Regions from separate parts of the Homo sapiens genome. Here region 2 is linked to region 1. A link is a contact called in ENCODE Hi-C or POLR2A ChIA-PET data. All regions are on one chromosome and are shown on one strand. Each heading gives the region's core, a stretch centred on a gene start or an enhancer-like site at or near the end of the contact. The rest is flanking DNA. Distances are from core to core; before and after follow the strand shown. Region 1 overlaps TSPAN5 (tetraspanin 5). Region 2 overlaps TSPAN5 (tetraspanin 5).

Region 1 (4,504 bases), core at 54-2,553:
TCCTAGGCTCAAGCAATCCTCCCACCTCAGCCTCCAACATAGCTGGAATTATAGGCTTGTGTCACCATGTCCACCAATTAGAAAAATTTTTTGTAGGGAGACGGTCTCACTATGTTGCCCAGGCTGGTCTCAAACTCCTGGGCTCAAGCCATCCTCAGGGTGAGTCTATAAAGTGAAAGCAAATTTATTAACAAAAAAAAGGAATAAAAGAATGGCTACTCCATAGACAGAGGAGTTCTCAGGGTTGCCAATTGCCCATTTTTATGGTCATTTTTTGATGATGTGCTAAACGAGGGGTGGATTAGTCATGTCTCGCCTTTCTAGACCATGTAGGGTAACTTCCTGACATTGCCATGGCATTTGTAAACTGTCATGGCGTTGGTGGGAGTGTAACAGTGAGGACGACCAGAGGTCACTCTCATCGCCATCTTGGTTTTTGTGGGCTTCTTTACTGCAACCTGTTTTATCAGCAAGGTGTCTATGACCTGTGTCTTGTGCCAACCTTCTATCTTATCCTGTGACTTAGAATGCCTAGCCATCTGGGAACATAGCCCAGTAGGTTTCAGCCTCATTTTACCCAGGTCCTATTCACAATGGAGTTGTTCTGGTTCAAACGCTTCTGACAAGACCAAAGCAAAATCCAGGTGATTCACACTGGTGGTATGTATGCATATATGTGTGTATTTCTAAGTACAGTGTGTAGAAGTAACACACTGGTGGTTTTAGAAGAAATATAAAGATGTTCTATTCCTTGTTTCTGGAGAGTTGCTCATTTTGAAGAGGAATTGAAGTGCAAACCAGGGTCCTGGGGCCTTTTGTCACAAAAACCTCTGAAGTTCCAATGGAGGGTGGTGTTCCCTGGGAGGGAGGGTGCAGAGCATTGTCCTCCCAGCCCCATTGAGGACACCTTTAGGACAGTGCCTCTGCCTGGAAGATGAGCAGCTTTAGGCAGTCACCATCGTCGTCTAGAAACCACATTTGAAAACTGGTGGGAGGACAAGGCCCAGCTCCATCCTGCCGCGATAAACTCCCAGCAGCAAGATCCCAAGCAGGATAGATGGTGATGGGAGCAAAACGTCCTGTTCTCTCATCTTTCCAAAACAAGCCTTGCCATTTTCAGGAGCGTGTAAAGGAAATAAAACACCTACCCGCCCTAAGCAGGCAACATAAGCTGTGTACCTTCAAGTTTCTCCAAAGCACAAGCGCCTCTGAACATACAGTGTTTTTATCCCTGAACTATTCCAACTCCAGTCCGGAGTGGTTTTACGCAGTCGACACTAGAGGGCAGGCCATTAAAACGTTCCCGTTCAAACGAGTTGCTCTGCAAATGCAAGAGCTGACACAGCACCTGAAGGTCCGCTCCGTATCTGAAAAGTAGCTTTCCCCCACGGAGAATGCAAGCGTGCGTTCGGTATGGGGCAAGAGCGTGGGAAGCCTGCTACTGCTTTCCTTTCGGGGCATATTTACAGTGAAAGCCCGTGAACTCGCCTGCTCTTCCCTTAGATTTACTTTACTTGGGAATTCCTAGAAGTGGAAAAATAAATCACAATGGCCAGTGCGGGTCCCCAGAGGTTTAGCCCCGGCTAATGGATAACAGGAAGGGACTAAATCAGCCTCCTCTCACCAGCGGCAAGTTTACAAGAGAACCACTCAGCATGAAAACGCCAAAGCAAGCTGTACTTAATCCCTCAAGAAGTCCTAAAAACTGTAATTTTATTAAGTTAGAGACAGGGTCTTCCTCTGCCAACCAGGATGGAGTGCAGTGGTGCGATCATACTTCACTCCTGGGCTCAAGCTGTCCTCCTGCCCCAGCCTCCAGAGTCGCTGGGAGTACAGGTGCATGACGCCAGGTCCAGCTAATTAAAAAAAATTTTTTTTTTCATTTTTTTAAGACACGGGGTCTTGCTATGTTGCCCAGGCTAATCTTGAATTCCTGTCCTCAAGCAATCATCCTGTTTTGGCCTCCCAAAGTGCTGGGATTACAGGTGTGAGCCAGCCACCTTGTCTGGCCTAAAACTGTAATTTTATAAACTCTTTGTGGCAAACCCCTCCAAACAAAAAGGCTCGGGTGAGTGTAAGGATGGCTTTGCTCCAAGTTCAGAGTTTGGCTTCTCCGCCGTGCTCCCTGCCCCCACCCACCCCCCCACCCCCATCTGACTGCCTTGTCTGTTATCATGTGTAGATTTTCTATGGATTTTATTGTGTCATCATGATAAAGCCAATGTTAATGTATTTTTCAGGCAAATGCTGCATTTTCCTCCTCAAAGACTAGGCTTCTCACTCTGGAATTGGGCAGCACCTAGAAGCAGCCCCATGGCCTCACTGGAGAGAGCTCTGGCCATGAAACCCTGCTGGCCAGCGTTTATAGAGGGCTTCCCAGTTCTTCATTGGAGGTCTAAACAGGATTTCCCTAGAGAAGGAGGGCTTCGTGGAATAAATGACAAAGGGAGTTGGGGTGGCCTGCCAGGTCACTGGGCTCCAGCTCCTCATTGTTCAGCCCACAGGCTTCCCAGGGCGCCTGTCCAAGCCAGCCGGAAACAGACGAAACTGCAAAATCACTCCATTCCTGCCCACACAAACACGGGGAAATGAATGATCACTTTGCACAAGAAACCTCCAAGAGACACTTTGAGGATCCCCTTGAGGAAAGGACAACTGGGACCTGTGGCAGGAAGAAGGCTGAAAGAAAAGTCCAGGTTTATTACTCCCTGGGAGAAGGAAGAGGAAGAACAAAGGAAATGCACTTCTTTAAGTACTTCATGATGCAAAATATTTTTAAATTCCTGAGTTCACATTTAAAAACTGTATATTTTTAAATTATAGGAGCAATGATGTTAGTGGTAACCAGCCCAACAACAGAAATAAAGAGAAATTTAATAAGCTTCCCCTAAAGTCTACCTTCTACACATTGAAGAAACTTCCTCCAAGTTTTTGAGTTTTATAGACAAAGCATCCTTTTACTTCTGAGCTGTCATTTTTTTTTCCTTTGTTGGCTTATAGTTTGCAACAAGCAAAGAGGGCCAATGTAGACAATAAGAAAACTCAAGAAGCAGGGATTGGCCATCTCCAATCATCACTGATAAATTTCCTTAAAATCAAAATAACGTTGTTTCAAATATCTGAGATATGAGGCAAAACGTTTCTTGAACAAGTCTGACACTATGTTGTCAGGATCTAAGTGTGCTATATGAACCTTAAAATTTGTTTTCATTTGATCTTTGAAAAAAGTATTTAATCAGTTCTAACGACGGAAGTCTTCTTCTGCAGTGATAATTCACAATGAAAGACATTTAAGCTGACGTTTCTCTAATGGGTTTTTAAGATTCCAGCTCCAAGGGACTGTGAGAAATTATTTTCTTATATAAAAGGTTGTGAATATTATCAACATTTATCTAAGCCCATAAGTCATAAATCCCACCAGGCATTAAATTTTCAAGGGAGCTTTTAAAACATAGATTACCCTGTCTCCCACTCCAGAACTGCTAGGGGTAAGGTCTGGGGAATCTGTATTTCACATGGTCCCCAAGTGATTGTAACCAGCAGATGACCTCATGGGCAGGGATTTCCTACATACGAGGCTCTGGCCTCTGTGTCTTGTCAGTCAGCATTTTTAAGTACAAAGGAACCTTTCCCTTCCCAACTACAAAATCTTACCTTTCTGTTTCCCCTCCTAGAAAACTGGATCAGAACAATGCTTCTCAAAGTGTAGTCCCCAAACAAGCCGCAAACAGCATCACCTACGATCTTATCAGAATACAAATTCTCCAGCCCCACCCCAGACCTACTAAGTTAGAAATTATGGGCACGGAGCAAATGCATTCATGTGTTTTAACAAGTCCTCCCAGTGATTCTGACACCTGCTAAAGTTTGAGAACCACTGGATTCGAAAATTTCACAATTTCAAGAAAGAAGTAATGAAGAAAGACACACCATGTAAGGTAGAACCAAGTTTATTAATGACAGCCTTTATTACAATCACTCTCAAGTGTAAAAAATAAAGGGTGATTAATTAATATTTAAAACTCACTCGGACTTGCTGTTTGGCCTTTCAGTGGATGTGCCAAAGGGCAGGGATCTTGCCTGATTCTGAATCAATTGGCCAGATGGAGTTCACTGGAGAATGAGGCAATCAACAAAAAAGACAAATGATGCCAACTGGAGAGAGCTCGTGTCTTCTCCATGTTGGAAGGACATTACAAAATGGCAACTGTGGTGGGGGCAGAGATGAAGTAAGACAACCTTACAGTCGGAGTAAGATGTGAATACCTCTACCTATACAGAGACAAAAACACACACATGCAGAGCCATACACACACCCAAACAGTGAACACAGTTTTGAAAATAATTTCCTTTTTGTCCTTTCTCTGAGCAGACTGACACATTCATCGGCCACCACCATGCACCATGGGGCTGAAATGGAAAACCTCGCTTAATTTCCACAAAGTATTCTAGCTGGCTGCCCAGTTATGTGCTGGCAAATCTGTCCGCACCGAAAAATGTGCCT
Region 2 (4,876 bases), core at 284-2,783, 50 kb after region 1:
GAACGTGGGATACAAATGATAACCAATATTAATCGAGTTAGCTCCTCCATCTACATCCCCCTTTCTGAAAACTGGCCCTGCCCCAACAGGGGCTCCTGTACGCATATTTGTGGAGGATGGGCCTTCTCCCACTCTCTGGACAGATGAGTCACTAGGGTCAGACATATGACTCAGGAAGAGCTGTTCCACTGAATACCAGGCTGGGCCAGAGTCTCCCATTTCCCAAGAGTCTGGTATTGGACAAAGTGATTTTTCTCAGCCTAGTCTCCCTCATGCTAGAATAGACTGGGGGATATTATGTAGATATAGAAAGTAGAAAAGAGACCCAGAGTAGCTTATGTTCCTGACTGCTTCCAGCTTCTTATCCCGGGACCTGTGGTTGCACTCCTTATGCTGGGTTCCATGCAATCCCCTGGGCTCCTATTTTAAGTAAGCGCCTCTCATCTTAGCTAAAGCTACTTTGGGGGCATTCTGTTACATGCAGCCAAAAGCATTCTGCTATGGTTTGAGCACGGTTTGTCTGCCCTCACCAAAATGAATGTTGAAATTTGATCCCCAATGTGGTGGTGTCAGAAGGTGGGGCTTAGTGGGAGGTGTTTGGGTCATGGGGGCAGAGCTCTCATGAATGGCTTGCAGCTGTTCTAGAGGTAACTGAACACTTGTATTAACAGTAGTGAGTTCTTGCTCTCCTGAGACTGGATTAGTTCTCTGGGAATGAATTATTTCCCACAAGAGTTGGTTGGCATTAAGTGAGATTCCTTCTCCTGTTTGATCCCTCTTTGCACGTGTCTGTCTCCCCTTTGTGCATCTCACCATGTTATGATGCAGCATGGAAGCCCTTGCCAGAAACCAGGGCCATGCCCTTGAACTTCCCAGCCTGCAGAACCATGAGCTAAGTAAATGTCTCTTCTTTATAAATCACCCAGTCTCGGGTATTCTATTGTAGCAACACCACAAAACAGATTAAGACTGGTCCTAAGACATAAATAAGAGACCAGATCAATTGCTTTCATGCTTTAATCCTGTGACAAGCTTACAGTAAGCTACAAGATATGCAAAACAGGCATGAGACTGATGGTGCTCAGAGACTAATCATGCTCTGGCAGAGGGAAATTTCTTTCCAAATAATTGAATGGAGATACCAGTTGTTCTGAACTACTGGGCAAGATGTTGTTACTTGCTGTGTAAGGAATATATAATTCAGCCACACATCCACTTGCAGGAAAGAGCTGTCTGCTGCTTGCTTGTTGAACTATGGAAGCAGAATGATATGGCTAAAATCCACAGAATGGTTCCTGAAAAACACCACATAGCAGAGCCTGGGAAAGGGGTGAGGCAGGGGAGGAGGTCTATTTGGAGGTATCCAAGCATTTTTGGAACTGTGTTCTCTGTTTTCCCAGAGGATGAAAGGGCTCTTTGCCTTTGAACTTGCACTACACCAGGAGAAGGCCAGGCACCCCTTGAAGAAATGTCTACAATCCAGGGACAGTCTTGTTTGCAAACTCTTTTGTTAGGGTTTGGAACTTGACATTTTGGCAAGGACTAGTCATCTGAGATGGGGAGGGGAGAGAAGGGAGGGCTGTGCAAGCAATCAAACTGATACTCTTCTTGGAAATTACCCAAGCAATGCAGGCACGTAAAAGGGAAAGTGAGGGATGAGCCATCCTCTTTTGGATGGAAACATGGAGGCTGCAAGTTTACAGCCCACTAATCTTTGCTTGTCTCAGTAAAAGAAAGGCTTGCACTATTCCATCTGTAACTCCCTGATTAGATAAATCCAAGGCTGAAAAACATACCAGAGAAATGTTCTGAAGGCTGAGAAAGACTGAGGAATAACTCAAGCACTTCAAATCAGAGGCATGAGAAGTAAGTTATCTATAGACAAACATCAGCCTTTGTAGGAATAAACTGCGGTTTGCATTAGACAGCTGAGTTATAAGCTCTCTCTAATGGTAGCTTCGAAAGTTTAATACTGTCAGATGCACACTGTTTTTATGTTGAAACATCTTGACTTTTTTTTTTTTTTTTTTAACTTTTCCTAGGCTCAAGTGATCCTCCCCCCTTTAGCCTCCAAAAGTGCTGGGATTACAGGCGTGAGCCACACCACACCCAGTCTATCCTGACATTTAAAAACAAGGTATGATAAAGGTTAATGCAAATAAAAACCAAAATAGAATTATTCTTTAAGGTAAAAGTAGGATTATATCATTCAACTTATTTAATGAATATCTTCAGTATATACCAGCCACCATGCTAGGTGCCAGGGATAGAAGGGTGAAAAAGAAAATGAATGATATCTTTTCTTAAAGAGCTAATGGTCTGGTGGGAGTGGGTGGGAGATACATAAATAAAATGACAACTCAATTACAGAAATGGAGCATTCCCAGAGATGCACATGGGTTGCCACAGAAACTATGAGATCACTGCAGGGGTCAGAGGAAGCTTCCTAGGAAGTGACACTTGAACTGTATTTTAAAGAGACGGCGATAGAAAGACTATCTCCTGTAGAGGCAACAGCTTATCCAAAAGGATCAAAGCCTGAAACAGCATCTCCCTTCAGGAACCTGCAAGTGGTTCCAGGGCTGGAGCAGAGAGAGCCAGACAAGGCACTAGGCAGGCTATGGTCCCGCACCAGTGGTAGCACCAGGGAACTTGTCAGAAATGCAAATTCTGAGGCAGCTCGAGACCTACTACATCAGAAACTCTGGGGGCAGGGCCCAGCAAGTTCTGTCTTCTTAACAAGCCCTGCAGGTAATTGTGACATGTGTTGAAGTTTGAGAACCTCTGGGCTAGAAGGGTTAAGGCCTGATCAGCATAGCTGTATGTGTTATGGGTACCAAGGGACCAGCAAGCCATGGGAAGCCAACCAAGGATTTTAAGCAAAACAAGTTATCAGATTTGCATTTCAGAAACATCTTTCCAGCACAGTACAAAGAATGAATTGAAGAGAGATGAGACTGCAGGTAGCAAGACAAATTGGGAGGCTACTAATTTGGTGAGAATGACATCAGCTGAAAAAGGAAGAGGCAGCCGCAGCAAGATGGAGACAGCAGATGAAAAGGCAGAGACTCTATGGACTCAGTGGCAGGAAGCAGCAGGGTACAAGGTTAAAATTATGGGCCTTTAGGTCCAGGTGCAATGGCTCAGTCTGTAGTCCCAGCACTTTGGGAGGCCAATGTGGGAGGATTGCTTGAGTCCAGGAGTTTGAGACCAGCCTGGGCAACACAGTGAATATAAAAAATAAATATGAAAATAAAATTAAAAAGATTAGCCGGGCATGGTGGTATGTGTCTGTGGTCACAGCTACTTGGGAGGCTGAGTGGGAGGATCGCTTGAGCCCAGGAGTTCAAGGTTACATTGAGGTATGATCACGTCACTGCATTCTAGCCTGAGTGAGACAGTGAGTCTGTTAGAAAGGAAAGGAAAGGAAAAACAAGAGGAAAGGCAAGGAAAAAAATGAATGGATGAAGGGGAATGTCCTGGGAGGTGAAGAAAAGAGTGCAGTCTAAGAAAACGTCCCAGTTTTTAGCTTAAACAACTTGGCAGGCTTTTGGTGTCATTTACAAAGTTAGGAATACTAGAAGTGGAGAATATTTGGAGAGAAATATCAGTTTTAGATTTCAGTTTTAGGCGTTATTACCAAGACAGATGTCAGACACTGATGTGGAAAGATTCTGACTCTTGCACAAGGAAATCTGGGGGCTGGACAGCAGTTGGCTCTAGAGTCAAACTTAGCTTAGCATTCAGGTTCCACCATTACTGGCTGTGTGACCTCAGACAAGTAATTTAACTTGTCAGTCCTCTACTTCTTCCTCTACAAAACACAGAGACAAGTGGAATCTATCTCGTGGGGTCATTGGGAAGACTAAATGAGATAACGCATGTGCTCAAATAACGTGCTTAAAGTGTGTGGCACATGAAAAGGTGCCTGGCATATGCCTGGCTCAATAAATAACTGACTGTGGTTATCATTAAGGCTACATATAGTCTGGAGGAAAGAGGATCAAGGCATTGTCTTAGAGAGCATGAAGATGTATGGGGCAGTGTACAGAGGGGACCAAAAGGGGAGATTCAGAAGAATTAGATAAAAGGGCAGCAGGAAACCAAGAAAGAGGTGCCACCAAAGCCCATAGAGCAATTACACATTAAGTAGGGGAAGGGGCCAGCTCTACTAAGCAAAGGGGTGGCAACAGTGGAGACTGTTTGTGTTCCGTTAAGTGAAAATTAAAACATAGAGCAACAAGAAAGCATTAAAAAAGTAACTTCCCTCAACTCAAATGAGTCCAGCATGACCACCAGACACTGGGCATTGTGTGGCTAGGTAAGATGAGTTGGGAGGCACGGAAACTGCCAAAAAGGAACTCAGGACTGGCCTGGGGGCACCTCTGTAATATCTGGAAATATCCGTTACCTTACGTAGGAGACAAAAGGGAGGCAGTGTTACACAATGTGTTCCAAAGACCATCAGACGGGGAGTCAGGAGCCCCCAGGTGTAGTGGCGAGCTGCAGAGTAACTGTGTGTGACCTTGGTCAAGTCACTGAATGATAGTCTCCTCAAGTGTAAATGGGTAATAACACCTGCTGCAATGTCACAAGACTGTGACTGTCAAACACAGGGAAGACATTTGGAAAAGAATATGTTGCATAGATACAGGATAAATTAAAATACCACCTTTTATCCATTTCTTAAAATAACAGAGATATAACGCTGCAGTTATGGCTGTGTCATCTGGTACCTGCACTGCCTTTAGAAGGCAGCACAGATTAGCCATTCATGGAATCGGTACTTATCTGGTGCCTATTTCCAGAAGAGTTTGTGTGGGGAGACAATTCTCACATCTACACTTTTTTGGGGGGCAGGGTGGGGGGGATAGAG

What was found. Hi-C counts contacts between places; a loop is a spot of excess contacts on that map. ChIA-PET counts read pairs that join two places held with the same protein, here RNA polymerase II (POLR2A). Pooled maps may share reads with other maps.
Region 2: a pooled map shows a loop between it and region 1 (2.2-fold over the local background). The contact joins two enhancer-like sites. A Hi-C loop is called at or near these places in 1 of 168 maps with a recorded cell type or tissue (endothelial cell of umbilical vein) and 3 of 50 pooled maps. POLR2A ChIA-PET finds 5 or more read pairs at or near these places in 3 of 52 experiments (AG04450, H1 and activated CD4-positive, alpha-beta T cell).

Annotation. Positions count from the first base shown.
Region 1 is chr4:98,466,433-98,470,936 of GRCh38, forward strand. TSPAN5 (tetraspanin 5) reads right to left here. Exons shown (of 8, transcript NM_005723.4): 8 at 3,935-4,504. Among named protein-coding and RNA genes, the nearest start is that of TSPAN5, 190 kb to the right of the region's middle. Within about 2 kb of position 1,304, at least 11 of the 41 ENCODE cell types and tissues checked have a DNase peak (open chromatin) inside an H3K27ac peak, as active enhancers do.
Region 2 is chr4:98,516,083-98,520,958 of GRCh38, forward strand. All of the region lies in intron 1 of TSPAN5 (tetraspanin 5), which reads right to left. Among named protein-coding and RNA genes, the nearest start is that of TSPAN5, 140 kb to the right of the region's middle. RefSeq lists an enhancer at 2,766-2,845. Within about 2 kb of position 1,534, at least 6 of the 41 ENCODE cell types and tissues checked have a DNase peak (open chromatin) inside an H3K27ac peak, as active enhancers do.